Linked DNA regions of Mus musculus: region 1 is linked to region 2. A link is a loop called in an ENCODE intact Hi-C map of the cell type or tissue named here. Cell type or tissue: heart. All regions are shown on one strand.

What was found. Hi-C counts contacts between places; a loop is a spot of excess contacts. Peaks named below come from ENCODE experiments on the same cell type or tissue, not always from the same donor. Only the 100,000 strongest peaks of a DNase experiment are listed, where the experiment ranks them.
Region 1: it touches region 2 in a loop (2.7-fold over the local background); 3 of 42 quality-filtered maps call a loop at or near these places.

The regions. Positions count from the first base shown.
Region 1 is chr12:73,007,721-73,015,720 of GRCm38, reverse strand. No RefSeq gene overlaps it. Among named protein-coding and RNA genes, the nearest start is that of Gm51264, 34 kb to the left of the region's middle. In heart, no CTCF peak of the experiment used is centred here; DNase peaks (open chromatin) are centred at 3,110 and 3,390.
Region 2 is chr12:73,688,789-73,696,788 of GRCm38, reverse strand. It overlaps Prkch (protein kinase C, eta), which reads right to left. Exons shown (of 14, transcript NM_008856.4): 3 at 5,091-5,241; 4 at 3,823-3,857; 5 at 514-602. Among named protein-coding and RNA genes, the nearest start is that of Gm34189, 89 kb to the left of the region's middle. In heart, CTCF peaks have their summits at 3,224 (motif pointing right) and 7,264; DNase peaks (open chromatin) are centred at 3,258 and 4,255.

The DNA of each region.
Region 1 (8,000 bases), 680 kb after region 2:
GTTTCTCTAGCCCTGGCTGTCCTGGAACTCACTTTGTACACCAGGCTGGCCTCGAACTCAGAAATCCGCCTGCCTCTGCCTCCCGCGTGCTGGGATTAAAGGCATGCGCCACCACGGCCTAGCTATGTATTATCTTTGTATGTATGAGTGTATTTGTGTGTGTGTGTGTGTGTGTGTGTAGTGGGCCTGAGATGTGCCTCCTTCTACTAAGATAACCTGAGCACGTGAGCTCAGAAGGGAGGAGCCATCTTGCAGCTAGTGACTGCAGACTCACCAGACGGCAGCCAAGGCAAGTCACTTTGCACTGACGTGTGTTGGTGGAGACAAACTCAACAGCAATGGGTTGATTGAGAATTAAGGGCAGAACTGGGACTGAGGTATAAGGTCACTGAACTTGAGTCCAGCATCCCTGCCTGGTGGGAGGCTGCCTTCCGGGCTCACAGTGCTGTTGCGATTGGACTCTGGATATCATCCGCCATAGCTCTGATAACCAATGCAGAGGGTTAGAAAAGTGACTTGAGCACATGTCCCATTACAAGCTTCCTCTTTTGAAATATCGGGTCTTTAGGTGGGTTCAGGAACAAGAGTTCTGCAGCTTTTTCAACTGTCCTTTGCCACACTTGCTTTCCCTGGCTACTGTTTCAAGTCTCATCAAAGTCCACTCTCCGTCTAGGCCATGAGGCTGAAGGGAGCGGGTGCCTCCCTCTTGCTGCGGACTCTTCTGGTGTCTTTGGGGCCACCATCCTCCTGTTTATTATTTGTTTTCTCTTCACTGTAGAACTACTCATTAAACACAATTTGAGGATTCTTTTGATGGAAGAGGGCTTTCAAAGACAATATTACATGGGGTTTGCTTGCCAGCAGGGTCAGCCAGCAAGCACCCAGCTTTGGACCAAGACCCTGCATTCTCAGAGGACAAGGACTCCATTAACAGACTCCACAACTGAAGGTTGTTCTTTCCGCTTCCAGACTTATAAGGATTTCTGAAGTGCTTATTATTAGCCTAAACAGAGTGAGTGAGTGTCCTTATCATTCAAAAACAAATACACCTGTCTGGCAAGCAGAAGCTCTGCTTGGCTTTATGAACCAGGAAAATCAACATTGCATTCGGAGCCCAGCCAGTAAACATGAAGGGCCTGTAAAGTCATGTTGAAGGGGAAGGACCTCTGTAGCTGAACAGCCACCAGCTGAAGAATTGGAAGACAAGGCTTGTGGCCACCTGGCCTGCACATTCTCTCTCCCCTTCTCATGCAGGCGGTACAGTTAAGTGTGGCATACAGGAAGTGGGAAACCTCAACCATTACTAGAGAAAAGACCTAGGAGAGGCAGCAAAGGCACCCAGGGGTGGCTGAGAGGTCGAGACTCTTTCTGATTGTTCCCGAGTATTGGCACCTCCCTTGCTGAAAAAGCTTAGCTCTGGAACTTGGCTATAGCACCCTGCTTTCTCTCTCCCACCCCCTCTTTCTTTCTCTTTTGATGCCTAGGATCCAACCCAGGGCCTTGAACTTGGTAAGCAAGCACTTTACCATTGAACTGCATTCCTAACACAAGAAAAGGAGTATTTTATAACCCTAAGTCACCAGGCAATCAGGCCTGGTATTGGTTCAGTTGTTCAACTCATCTGACAGTAGCTTTGGGCTCTAAGACGATGTATTATTTTGTATAAGATAAACATTTAATGTGAGGTTCCTGCCCACTTGGGAGTCTATGATTTAATTCAGATATAAGAGATATGCCATCCAGGGCCCTCAACACACACCAGCTATGCACAGCCATTGGCAACACACTTTAGAGACATTTCTGTCGTTTAATATTCATTTATTAATATTATTAATAATTAATAAAGATTTGGTTTTAAGGAAATTAAAGCAGGAACTGCAAAGGTGGCTCAATGGTAAAGAATTCTGGCTGCTCTTGCATAGGACTGGGGTTTGATTCTCAGCACCCACAGGGTAATTAATAACCACCTGTAACCCCAGGTCCAGGGAGTCTGACACACTCTTCTGGCCTCCGTGAGCCCCAGGCACACCGAGTGGCATATAGACATACATGTAGCATGTAGGTAAAACACCCCCACACATAAAATACTAATAAAAAATGGTAAGAAATTTAAAAACAATAATAAATAAAAACATTGAGGATTAATTTCAAGAAATTATTCAAGGATTGAGTGTGTGGCTCAGTGGAAGAATAGGTACATAGCATGCATGAGGCCCTGGGTTTGACCTCAGCAACACACTGTAAAATTAAGAAATCACTGAGTATATGGTTGTTAATATTAGAGAATATAATCAACTAAAATTCAAAGTCATATTTATCCTATTTTTCAAATCCAGGGTAGGCTGCAGGAGACATCAAGTTTGAAAGCAGCAGGGTTCTGTTTAGACTCTATCCTACCACTTTTTCCCCTTGTTTTTGAGGGGCTCACCATGTAGTCTAGGCTGGTCTTGAACTCACGATCCTCCTACCTCAGCCTCCTGAGTACTGAGATTGCAGGTGTGTGCCACCAACCCTTTAAAACTGTGTAGACCTGTAACATAACTTGGTAAGCCTCAGTGTTCACTGTGGAAAGCATAGCTGTATCCACGTTGGGGTGTTGGTATGGAGATTAACTGAGATGGTGCATGCAGAAGTGCTCAGGCCTGTGCAGGGTGCTCGTTCTGCCCCATCCCTTCTCTCTCTACTGTTTTATATGAAGGATTACGCCTGTGTTTTATTTTAGTCAGCTCCCCCTCCCCCGTTCTTGGCTTTTCTTGTTGTTTTTGTTCTTGTTTTTTCTGGCTGATCTTGTCTCTTTGGTTTTCCTCCTTCTCCTCTCTGTGGATGTTTGTTTTGCACATGTTTATTTTTCCATCATGATCTTTCCTTGGGTTCTTTTTCTCATTTTCCTTTTTGCGGGCGTCTTTTGTTTTACCTGGGGGCTGTAAGCCCTTTGCACGTTGATGTCAACACTGATTGCTGATCTTGGACTTTGCAGGGGAAAGGGAGGGGGCGAGGTGTGGGAGGGCAGCTCTTAAGAGCCCTGGAGAAAGGATGTTGGGAGGTTCAAGTGGTCAGTTGCTCGGCTATCCATATTTTGCAGACACACACTTCAGTTCCTGGCTGGGAGTCTGACACTGTTTCCCACGAGTCCTCGGGGGTTTTTGGATCTGCCCAATCCCTTCTTTCCCTCCCTTCCAGTCTCTGCCTCGTAGTGTTGAAGCTAAGCTTTCCCCTTTTCAACTTCCTGCTTTCTCTCCAGCACGGTTTACATACAAGGTTCTTCTCTGCTGCAGAACACCCACTTGGAGGTGTGTGTGGCGATTGGGTTAGGAGGAGGATGCCATTGTTGATAATAGCAATAAGAATAATAGCTACAGATGAAGAGCCAGTGCTCACACAAGGCCAAAAGCCAAGACAGGGGAACTCTTGACCCTGGCCCACAGGGGACAGAGTCTAAGTGGAATCCAGACAATCTAAAGCCTAGGAAAAAACTAAGGGAGTGGTGGACGGTGACATAAGGGGAGCCCAGGGAATATTTCTGTCATTTTAATTTCCACAGACTTTTATTCATCACTTACCCGGAGCTAAGTCATGTCCTAGGCTCTGAGTATAATTTATTGAGCCCGTATGAAAAAGATCTCTACCTTTAAACAGTTTCTAAGTGTTCCAGCTGCAGTTTTAAAAGTTGTGTCTTTTTGAAATTAATATCTAGTGTTTTAAATTGAGATATAGTTATCTATCTTTGGAAACACCACAGAAAGGAACCTGGGGTTTGACTGCAGCAATGGGTTTTGTGATATATATAAGGAATAGTTAGTAATATGCCATAATTAGTAACTATATGTCATCATCATTATTATTATTGATGAGGGGTCTCCCTACAGAGCCTTGGCTATCCTGTACTCACTACATAGACCAGGCTGGCCTCAGACTTACAGAGATCCACCTGCTTTTGCCTCCAAGTTCTTGGAATTAAAGGCCTGTACCACCATGTCTGGACAACAGTACGTTTTAATTTTTTTTTTTCTTTTTGAGGCAAGGTCTCAGTATATATCCAGGCTACCCTTGAACTTAGAATCCTACTGCCTCAGCCTCTCAGGTGTGTAGGTTATAGGTGTAAACCACCATACCTGGTTATTTCTGTATGGAAATTTCAAGAAAACATAAGGATAATGTCAGAATAAATGTTCATTGCTTGTCACTCAACGTCAATAATTATCAACATGTAATCTTTTCTAAAAAGACTTATTTTGCCTTTTTGCCAAGATGGAGCTGAAAGCGAAAGCAAAGAAGGAAACTTCTGCCCCTCCCAAAGCCAAAGCCAAAGCCAAAGCCAAAGCCAAAGCCAAAGCCAAAGCCAAAAGCCTTGAAAGCTAAGAAAGCGGTGCTGGAAGTCCATCACCACAACAAAGAAGATCTGCACATAACCCACTTTCAGGCGGGGCGGCCAAGGACCCCGAGGAAGCCGCCCAAATATCCCCAAAAGAGTGCACCCAGGAGAAACAAACTGGGGCACCAAGCTATCACACCATACACCCCTGACCGCCGAGTCCGCCCTGGAGAAGACTGAAGACGGACAACAGCACGCTGTGTTCATTGTGAATGTCAAGGCCAAGGAGTACCAGATCAAACTAGCCGTGAAGAACTATGACACTGGTGTGGCCCACAGTCAATACCCTGATACAGCCAGACAGAGAGAAGAAGGTTTGGTTGGTTCCTGATTATGGTGTTGGGATACCCAACAGAGTCCATCTGGCTAATTCTTATTTTTCCTCCATAAGAAATGTTATTATGTTCTTAACTCCACCCCACCCTAATGTGTGTGTGTGTGTGTGTGTGTGTGTGTGTGTGTGTGTGTGTAGGTGTGTGGACATGAGTGCAATTGCCCTAGGAGTCCAAAGGCACTGGAGGTCCTGAAACCTGAGTTACAGACAGCTGCGAGCTTCCTGGTACATGCTCTTGGCCATATCTCTAGCCCCTAAATCAATCTTTAAACATCTTTTCCTCCAGTATTTCCCTGAAACATGTCAAGACATTTCCTCTGCACTTCAGTATGCACTGCAAGTGGACAAAGGTTCTCTCTACATAGCTGCTTGGCCATTATGACCTGCAGCAAAGGTAATGATAAGTCTGTAATACAGGCCAACACAAAGTCTGCACAGACTTTTCTAATTATCTCAGATTCTTTTCTTATAGTTGGCTTGTATGGGCTGGGATCAAAGCCAAACCAACACATTACCTTTGGTTGATCTGTTCTTAAAGCTCTTATCCTCCTGTGATAATAGTGTCTGTTCCCTCTTCCCTCTAAATGTTCGGGTCCAGTTGGTTTGCTTCTCTTCTCTGCTCTCTTCATGATCAGAATGCTCTTTTCTGTGACTGCTGGGAGTGTGAGCTTTTAAGGTCTCATGCCCTGAACAACACGTGGTTCAGAGGGTAAAAATGCCTGGCCCTCTTGCTTCGCTTTGAGACAACTCTGAAAGGAGAGCCCAACTTCCAAGCTCTGCAAGGTGATTTGAGATGTCAGAGGTCTTCTTTTCTTCGATTCCCTTTAGGGTGTCTTCCTGAGGTTCCCCCGACCAGAGAATTGAACACAAGTCTCAGGGAAAGGATGTTCTAGGAGAGCTGAGGGTCTACCAGGAGTGATCCTAGCAAGCAGAATCTAAAATGGGATTTTGGAGTTGGGTGTCCCACTTGCCAATTGGCAGTACAAAGGGGATTTCTGATAGATGGGATCCTGGCAGCTCCTACAGACTCAGAAGTGATTTTCAATAGAGGGTAAACTGTCACAGGGCCCTGAGGAAGGGAATGTGTTGTCAGGGACTGTCTCACAGGCGTTTGGTAAACTTGAGGCAATTAGGAAACATAACAATGATGGCAACTTGGATGGCTTTGGCTGGAGGCTACTGATGCAGTGGGGACAGGGCAGTGAAAATCTGCTCCTGATTAATCATTCACCCTGGGGCTTCCTTGGGAGCCTGCAATGGGTTTCTTATCTCTGCAGCCAGAGGGCAAAAATGGCTATCAGAGCGCAGACTTAAATGGAAGGGTAGTATGGATCTGGTAGTCAATGTGGTTGTGGTGTGCAGGTTAGACCCAGACTGGGCCTTTCCTGTGACTGGGGATGGAGGTATCTGTATCTGAATTAATGTACTGGAGGCAGGACATCATTGGATTCCCCTGAGATCTCCAGCCCCTGCAGACATGACCATTTCCCTTCTATTAAAGCCAACTCTCCCCTTGTTTCCAGAAGTTGTTTCCTCTCTCTCTCTCTCTCTCTGTCACTCTCTCTCTCTCACTCAGAATTCTTCATATCTGCACACTTTACCAAAGATGTGTTAAGCATACTGAATGAGCAATAAGGGACAAGTCCTTAAGGACTTTAAGACACCTGCCTTTCAGCAGACAGGAGATAATCTTCCCAAACGTCCGAGGGTCTATTGTTTCAGAGAAATGCCCAGAAATCAGGAGTGTGCTAGTGCATTCTCCCCAAAACGAAGGATAAATAATAGAATTTAAATCTTCCTGATGCTAAAAAGGAAACAATACACTCGCTAGGTCAATCTGCTCTTAGGGGCAGATCGCCTATGGGTAGAAGTCAGGTTTTGACCTGTTTGCTGAATGGCATGGGAGCTTTTCTAGGCTTATTTGGGACTCTTTCAGGGAAGGATCTGCAGCAGGTCCAGACTGGGAAAAGCAGCCCTGTTGTTTGGGGTACATGACATGAAAACTGGAAGTGCTGGTGATAGAAAAGATGTCACAAAGAATATACGGCAAACTCTCATAGGGAAATCACAACAAATGTCCACAGGGTTCTGGCTCAAGGCCATGCTCATTGTAGCAGAGAATGCTAGACCGTTCACAAAACAGCTGCTTTCGAGTTCCTAGCCCTTGTAGTTTTGGATTGTCTAATGACCTGTGGTCAGAGCTGGGTTTTGTCAGAACCATAAAATTATGAGACCAATTGGTAGGACGCAACAGGAATCTTCTGTAACTCGGGGGCAGCATGTGTTAGTACTTTTGCTTAACAATGACTGAAATACTTGAGAGAGCAACAAACAGGCAGAACGTGTATTTCGTGTATTTTGCTTCTGGTTTCTGTTAGCCTCTGGCCTTTGGCTCCGTTGATCCCGGGCCCATGGTGGGTGTCCTAATTACAGTTGCTATTGCTGTGATGAAGCGCCATGACCAAAGCGACTTTTGAAGGAATGGACTTATTTCAGCTTACATTTCCATGCATCTCTGAGGAAAGCCAGAGCAGGAACTCAAACAGGGTAGGATCCTGGAGGGAGGAGCTGATGCAGAGACCAAGGAGGTGTGCTGCTCACTGGCTTGCTCCTTCTCATTTGCTCAGCCTGCTTTCTTATAGAATCAGGACCAACACCCCAAGGGTGGCACTGCCTATCATGGGACCTTATCAATCATGAATTAAGAAAATGCCTTGCAGCCAGAGCTTATGGAGGCATTTTCTCAGTTGAGGTCCCTCCTTTTAGCTAACTCTAGCTTGTGTCAAGTTGGTGTAAGACTAGCCAGCACAGAGAGGTAGAACATTACAGCAGAAGAAAGGAGCAAGTAGAGGAGGAAATAGAGGTGGACAGGAAGTGGAGCGGAGAGACAGAAAGGGCCCAGACCCAAGACCTTTATAGTCCACCTCAGCAGCCTACCTCTTCCAACAAGGCCCTGCCTTCTGTTGCTCTACCACCTCCCAGTTCCCGCTTCAAAACTTGAATCCCCAGTAGATCAAATCCCTCATGAAGCCAATGTCTTTGGTGTCTAATTGTCTCTGGAGAAGTCAGCATTCCCAGAGGTGTGCTTAACTAATTCCCTAGGTAACCATCATACAGTGCTTCTGGGATTGTGAACAAATGGGTGGGAGGACACAAGAAAATTGCAGAGAGGTGGCCACAATGTGGCCCTACTGTGGTACACTCACTCTTTCTCAAACAGCAAATATGAGTCAGGTCCCTGTGAAGGCACAGGATGGTCTTCTGGCTTCTACATGATTGGTTTTGAAGTGCCAG
Region 2 (8,000 bases):
GGATCTAGCTTTTTAAAAGTCCATTCTTAGTGGCAGAATTTTGCAGGTAATACCCCACCCTAAGTCTCAGAATCAGTTTCTTCTCCACCCTGCCGGGAACTGTTCTGCTCTGTACAGCTCTCCCCATTCTTCAGTCTGAAGTATCTAAAACCACAAGACAAAGTAACCCTTTTCTCCTGTTAGTACAGGTTACTGTGGATAGTTATGGGTTACTATGGGTAGTTATGGGTTACTATCCATATACTATGTTAGTATGGGTAGTTATGGGGAGGCATTCTGTGGAAGTGAGGCAAAGTTACCACTAGGCAAAGTGAGGTCAGACTGCCAAAGAACAGAAATACAAATTCCAGCAGCACTGTTGTGGGTCCTAAGGACTATGGGAGGGCTGTGGGGAGAGGTGAGTAGGGAAGAGTAGAGAGAGAGAGAGAGAGAGAGAGAGAGAGAGAGAGAGAGAGAGAGAGAGAGCACACACAGAGGGAATTGTGCTTAGTCAGCAAACTAGCACTCACTTACCTTGGCATCCACTTTGTTAATATTGTTTTGGCAAGTGCAGGCTGTAACAATTAGATGATGGCAGCGTTTATGGACGACGCAGGTGCACACTGGGAAATTAAATCCAGCAATTACACATTTATCAGAGCCTCCTAGGACAGCCAGTTGCAGCAGTCAACGAAAGCTGCCCATGCCAGAAACTTGGCTTGGATGTCTGGCCACATCCTGGCAGCCAGTGCCCTCATCCTTCCTGCATCTACTGACACCATCCTAACAAGACCTTTGTTTACATCCAAGCTGTCTGCCATCTTGTCCTAAGCTGTCCTCGCCTTCCTGACTGCGCCCCATCCTTCAGAGAAATCTTTTCACAGTATAACCCTGGTCATTTCTGTCCATGCCTGAACACTTCCAGTGGGTTTCTCATGTCCATCAACAGTGTTCAAACCCAGCACGGTTCCAAACGTATGGCCTTTCTCTGCCTCTCCAACATAGCCTACTCACCTGGTAACTGCATCTAATGCTTATGACAAGATAAAACCCAAAGAATATCTCACCCCAAACTGCCTCTCCTCCTCTGATTTCCTACAGCCCCTCAGACTGACTCCTACTTCAAATCTTCCACATGTGGCTGGGGCCTGCCCGGAATTCCCTGAATGATGCTGGGGGCTGAATGGGCAGTTGAATAAACACTTGCAGAACGGTTCAACCAGCTGTGTGAATATTTAGAACTCTGACAATATGCTTTCCCGTTTGCAGCCCTATAAGGGTGTCGTAGTGTATATGGAATGAGCAAGAAGCTGGATATGGTGGCACATGAATTTAATCCCAGCACTTGGGAGGCAGAGGCAGGTGGAGATATGTGAGTTCAAGGTGTGTGTGGTGTGTGTGTGTGTGTGTGTGTGTGTGTGTGTGTGTGTGTGTGCGCGCGCGCGCGCGTGCGTGTGTGCGTGCGCGCACAGGACAACTCTGAATCTACCCTGCCACCTAGTGGGATCCAGGATTCAACCTCAGGTTCTCGGGCTGCACAGGAACGGCCTCCTGCCTGCTGAGCCACTGGCTGGCCAGACAGCATGAGTCTTGTGCTTTCTGTATGTTTCTTGTTTGTTACAGTAGGTTTAAGGTCCAGCGGGTGTTCTCTGCTGGTGAATGTTCCACGTGAGCTTAGGAGGAATGTGTTGTCTGACGCTGCAGGCTGGTGCTTCCCATCAACGTCAGTTTGATCACACTGTGACAGCTCTGTTTAGATCAACCAAAGCCTTACTGCTCCTCTGCCTGGCCTGGCCGAGGCCAGCAATGATCGACAGAGCAGCTATGACAGTAGGCCTGTCTACCTCCCTTGTGGTCCAAGGGCCTTGTTCTCACGTGCTTCCCTGCCCACTGTTAGGTATGTACACGCCAACCACATTCATGTCTGTCTGAAGAACCGGCCCGGTTACTACTACACACACAGTGGCCTTCTTAGCTCTGGCCGTTTCCTCTGCCTCAAGCCTGATTAGTCGGAAACACCACCCTGTGCTTCTGATGAGGGTGGGCCCGCATACTTCTCTCCTACCACACGTTTGGTTTTACGTTCTTCGGTGAAATGTAAACAAAACTTTCTCATGCCTCCTAACTAGTGTTCTTTCCTGTTCTTTAAAGAGCAGGTGCCCCACCAGAAGTCAGCCATCAGATGTCTCAGCGACATGCTGAGAGGAAAAACAACACAACAGATGTACCCTTAAGTCATACATTTTAATCTGTCAATGGTACCCTTGTGTATCTAGAGCTTCTCAATCTATATAAGAATGTATATGATGGAGATATATATATATGGATATATATATCACTAGAGAGCATACCCCTATATTAGACAGGTCCAGGCTGAAAACTGTTATCGTCCTACCTTGTGAGCTATTTTCTCACTTAGGACTGAATTCACATTTATAGGTCCCTTACAATTGCTATGCTTGCTCTCTCTAACTTTGAGAATTCAGTGGAAATTTTCATACATAACTTAGATTCAAGCTTATGTCTCAGTCAGTTCTCCTAAGTGGGGGGGGGGGGGGGGGGGGGAGACACGACCCACATTGCATTGCTTCCTCCAAAACAGAAAGAGGATTTTCCTTATTTACATGTGGACCGGCTCTGTAGAATACATGGCACGGCTACCAGTCACCTGCAGAGTGAAAGTCAAGATGCCCAGTACTACAGATACAGACTGACCAAACTCAGGGCAACAGGAAGGGAGCCCCACGGAAGGCCATGGGGACCCAGCCCACACCCCTACATAGAAGGAGGCTGCTTTCACACTTTGAATTTATTTAATTTTAAGTCTTCAAGAATGATACTAAGTTGATTTTACCTTAGAATTCTGAAAATGTATTTAATTGTGGATTTTTTTCTCACATTCGTTCATTCATTGAGTTACAGATCAAGACCATGGCCTGGTACATGCTAATATCTCATTTTAAAAATGAAGTTAATTAAAAAAAACTGAGGACTTTTTACTTTATTTTTTAAAATATTATTTATCCAATGTATATGAGTACATTGTAGCTGTCTTCAGACACACCAGAAGAGGGCATCAGATGCCATTACAGATGGTTGTGAGCCACCATGTGGTTGCTGGGAATTGAACTCAGGACCTCTGGAAGAGCAGTCAGTGCTCTTAACCGCTGAGCCATTTATTTTATGTTTATGGTGCTTGGCCTGTGTGTATTTTTTGCCATAAGCATGTAGTACCCCTGGAGGCCAGAAGAGGGCATCATATCCTCTAAACTTGCACAGTGTAAGCAGCCATGTGGGGGTGCTCACGACTGAACCCTCACAAACTATGCAAGAACAACAAGGGCTCTTCACCAGGGAACCACCTCTCCAGACCCTCGGTTTTTTGTTTTGTTCTGTTTTGTTTCTGAAACCAGAAAGCTAAAAAGATAAAGCTAATTTGGAGACGAGCATCCATTCCCTATGCAGGTGACATGAACACAGCATGCGACATCTCATCTTGTTAAAAGTGCAATGTAAAAACCAAGACTTTTATCTTCAAGACTCAAGGGCACACTCACCCTTGTATGCCTTGGACTCCTTCTTAGCTCTCTCAAGTTACTGAAGAGCGAACTTTAAGCTGCAAAGCTCTTCTGGGTGTTGATTTTAGAAATGAACAGATTCCCTCTATACTGTCAAAAACGTCCAGGGTCTGGTACGAACTAGAGTCTGCCATACGGGCACCATGTGTCTTACGGAGAGTTATCATGGTATTGATAGGAGGCAGCCTGGCCTGTCTTCTGTTGGTGTTATCATATTTTCACAAAGAAGCACAATTAAACACGGTTGTAAACATGTTTTTCTTACCTTGGCATTGATAACCCTGTTTCCCAAATACTCCCCTGTTCAAGACAAAAGGGAGAAAAATTACTGTCAGTCAAATGGTTCAGTAATAACATCTATAATTATACTTCTCTAGAAGAAGTGTGTTCCCTGGCCCCTTATGAAAAACATCTCTTCGGGGAAGAGGTACAGAAAGTGTGCTGTTCTGAGCCCTTGTTTATTACCAGGAGGCACAAAGAACACCAGCTGATGGATTAGACCGCTCCTGGTGATATAAACAGGAGGTGGTGAGGGTTCCCGTTTCTCCTCCCTTCAGCTGTCTCCTAAATCCTTAGTGAAAAGCAACTCAGCTCCTCCATTCACTCACACACACACACACACACACACACACACACACACACACACACACACTGCAGCTACCTGGCTCCAGCACTCTCCCTTGTCTTATCTCTACATCTCCCGCTGAAATCCACAGGGGGGCAGACGTGGTGCCATCATCTCCTTTCTGTTCATATTGATTTATGACTCACCCTGATGTGTTCTATGGTAGTGTGTGTGTGTGTGTGTGTGTGTGTGTGTGTGTGTGTTGGGGTCGGGAGTTGTAATTCTGTTTACAAATGCCATAAGTATGCTTAACCTTGACTCTCTTTGAAAGTAATTATTGCTTACATTTATTTTCTGCTATAGACTTGCCACGGCTTGTTCAGGCTTACTTCTTGTAAGACAGTGCCCCAAGTCTTTAGAATTTCTCAACCTTTAATTACATTAGTTCCTAACTGCTGGAGATGAGATGGTGGTAGAGGACCACTGGACGCCATGGCCTTCCTCCGGATGCCATATGTCTGGACACCACTGAGAACGAGGCTTTCTCACCACGATTATTCCTCATAACTGATCACACGATCCATGCCTTCCTCAAAGCATTAATAACTTCCTCAAAAATAATTTTCCTTTCTCCTCAGCCAGGTTTTCTAATTTATCAATTGATTGACTCTCCTCTCTCTCTGATTCATGCTCTTTCATCTATTAGCATCTTCAATAGAGTAACTAGTATACGAAATAATATCTAACATTTGGGTCCGTAAATTACTTAGTTTTGCTATTATTTTAGTAGGAGTTTAAACCTGTTAAAAGAGGATCAATGTATCGAATAGGAGGCAAAAGTCAGATCTGAAGAATAGTATCCATTATGTTTTCTCCTGAAACCACACATAAGCCAAAGAAGCCTCCAGCAGCAAGCCCAGGGATGGAGGTGAAAGTGGGGTGGGGTGGGGGTAAGCAGGCTGTCTCACCAGATGAACTCTCGGCAATGAGAGCAGTAGGTGGGCTGCCTCAGGTACGTGGCCATGAACTTATGTCCGTTCACTTGATGGACTCGTCTTCGCATAGCCCTTTGGCGCTTCCTGGTAAAATGCTTGAAGATGCGGTCTCTCTGGAGAGTGGCTGTGTGTTACAAGAAAGGAAGACATGGGCTGAGGATATGACTCAAAAAGTACTCACCACACAATCATCAGGACCAGAGTTCAAATCCCCTTAAATAGCTTGGATGGTAACACAGGTCTGTAATCTGAGCTCTGGAGGAACTTGTGTAGAGACAGGAGGAACTTTAGGGTTCCTTGGCAAACCAATTTAGTCTTCACTTCTGCCAACCTTAGAACCCAAATGATGGGGTTGTCCAAACACAGTCGGCACAGACCCTCCGATGTTAATCTGGATTAGGTAAAAGTGGGTGGGTTCGATTTTTTCTAAACTGATATATAAAAATAGTGGCTCCTAACTGAATTCCTTGCACACTGTGCAGCATCTAAGGATAGTGGATGTTTTGCATGCCATTATACTAGGCTTTCCCCAACACGTGCAGAAACGTGACGATTAAAGCCAGCTTACGTTCCCAGGATGCTTCTGAAATAAATCACTGCTATAAAGAACATGTAAGAACCTATGTGAAAATAAATTAATAATTTTATAATCTAGGCTAGAGGACTGACAGGCTGTATAGAGTGCAGAACCATGCTTCAATATATCTGTCTATTCCTGAGGAGCTGCTCAACACAGCATGAGCAGATTACCCATCATCTCGAACGGTTATCATTTCTTCATGATGGGAACATTCCAAACCCTTTCTTACAGCAATGTGATTAATATAATACAAGATTATTAACTACATCACCCTCTGTGTAGCAAAACACAAGGGTTTGCAATCTGGCTGTAACTGTTCTCAGTATCTAAAATGATTTTACTTAGGGTGTCTATTAGTGTGATAAAACACCATGACAAAGAAAGCAACTTGGGAAGAAAATGGTTTACTTCAGCTAATAACTCTCAGGGCACGCTCTATCCCTGAGGGAAGCCAGGGCGGGAACTCAAACACTAGAAGAACCTGGAGGCAGGAGTTGAAGCGGAGGCCATGGAGGAATGATGCTTACTGGCTTGCTTCTCATGACTTGCTCAGTCTGCTTTCTTATACCATCTAAAACCACTTGTCTAGGAATGGCCCCACCCACAGTGGACTGGGCCCTCCCACATCAACCATTAATCAAAAAAAAAAATGCTCTAGAAACTTGCCTTACGGAGGCATTGTTTTTTTCAATTATGATTCCCTCTTCCTCGATATGTCTAGGTTTGTGTCAAAGTGACAAAACCCAATGGAGTCAATCACAAATAAATGTTATTGAGGAATTATAGAAACATAAGAAAGCATAGAAAATATTATACTCCTATGATGGAAGAAGGGTAGCCAACCACTCAGGCCTTAAAAGATGAACGGATTCACAATTAGATATATAAAGTTCTGTTTGGCAAAGCACACAAAGAGTTGATAGAAACAAACTGAAGAGAAAAGGGGTTTGCCATACAAGGGAGAGGGTTACTACATAAGACATGTAGAAATCAGCCTGTCATAGTGGAACAGGCCTGAAATCTAGCTAACTGGGAGCTTGAGCCAGGAAGGTCACAAGTTCAAGACCAGCCTAGGGTATTTGGTGAATTCAAACCTAATCTGGGCTGTTTAGTGAGATCCTGTTTCCAGATAAAAAGTTTAAAAGAGGACTAGAGCTACAACTTGATGGGAAAGCACCTGGCTAGAACACCCTAGACCCTAGGGAATGAAGAGGCGGGAGGGAGGGGAGGAGGGAAGGAGGGAGGAACTCGAAGGACCCAATAAGGAAAACAAGTGAACAATCTCATAAAAATAAGGCTGAGATTATAAAAGACAATTTAAAAACTTCGCAGCTAGCCAGTAAACATGTCAAGGTATCGAATCCTATGTAAGACAGTCACTTAAGAACAAAACTAAATTTTGCTCTACTTCCTAAATTCATAAATATGAAGAGACTTGTGTGTGCACCTGACAGTGGTTGGTGGAAGGATAAACTGGGATCCTGAATGTCCAGGACTTATGGTATGTTCTCGGTACAAAGCCTCAGCACTCCCATGTACCAAGCAGGCAGCACTGCCTTCCTAGCTCTGTCCAGGAAGGGGCAACAAAGAGCACATTCAAAACACTCAGCACGAAGCATCAATCCATAGCACTAAAGACGGAAGCTATTTCAGAGATATTTGGCGGTGAGGACTAATATCTTTCAAAGTGTAAATGTGTATTTTCTTACATTCAGGAAACCACTTGAAGGATCTTTGGTTTTATATAAAAATATGCCAGTAAGCAAGAACATACAGTCTATCCAGGTATACGTACTGCAATCTGCTCCAGGAGAACCTGGGTCAGCTAGGTGCTATGGTACACCTATAGCCCCAGTATGCAGGAGGCTGAAGCAGGAGGGCTGCTTGAGCCCAGAGCACTGAGGACCATCTGGGTAACAAAGCGAGACCCTCAATTTTAAAAGTTCTTACATTGACAATAATCTAGACGCACTTGGAAGCAAAGGGGACACTACTATCGATGAGCATGGGTCACAGAAGGGATCAGTTCATCCAAGTTTCTTATATTCACGCATGGAAATGGCATAAGGAAACCCTGTTTCATACGCTAACATCCACTAATAAAAGACAGAGGGGGAATTAGAGTCTATATTAGGAAGCCCGAAGAATATGCAAGAAGAGCCAAAGTGAATCTGGATAAAAGGCCATTGAACTCAGAGGCCCAGACACAGGTAAAACTTACAGCTGTTTTTGGGAAGGAGTTTGCAGTCTCTGTTGTACTACCTAATTCACTTCTCTCTCATGTCTTCTGTCTCAAGAAGATA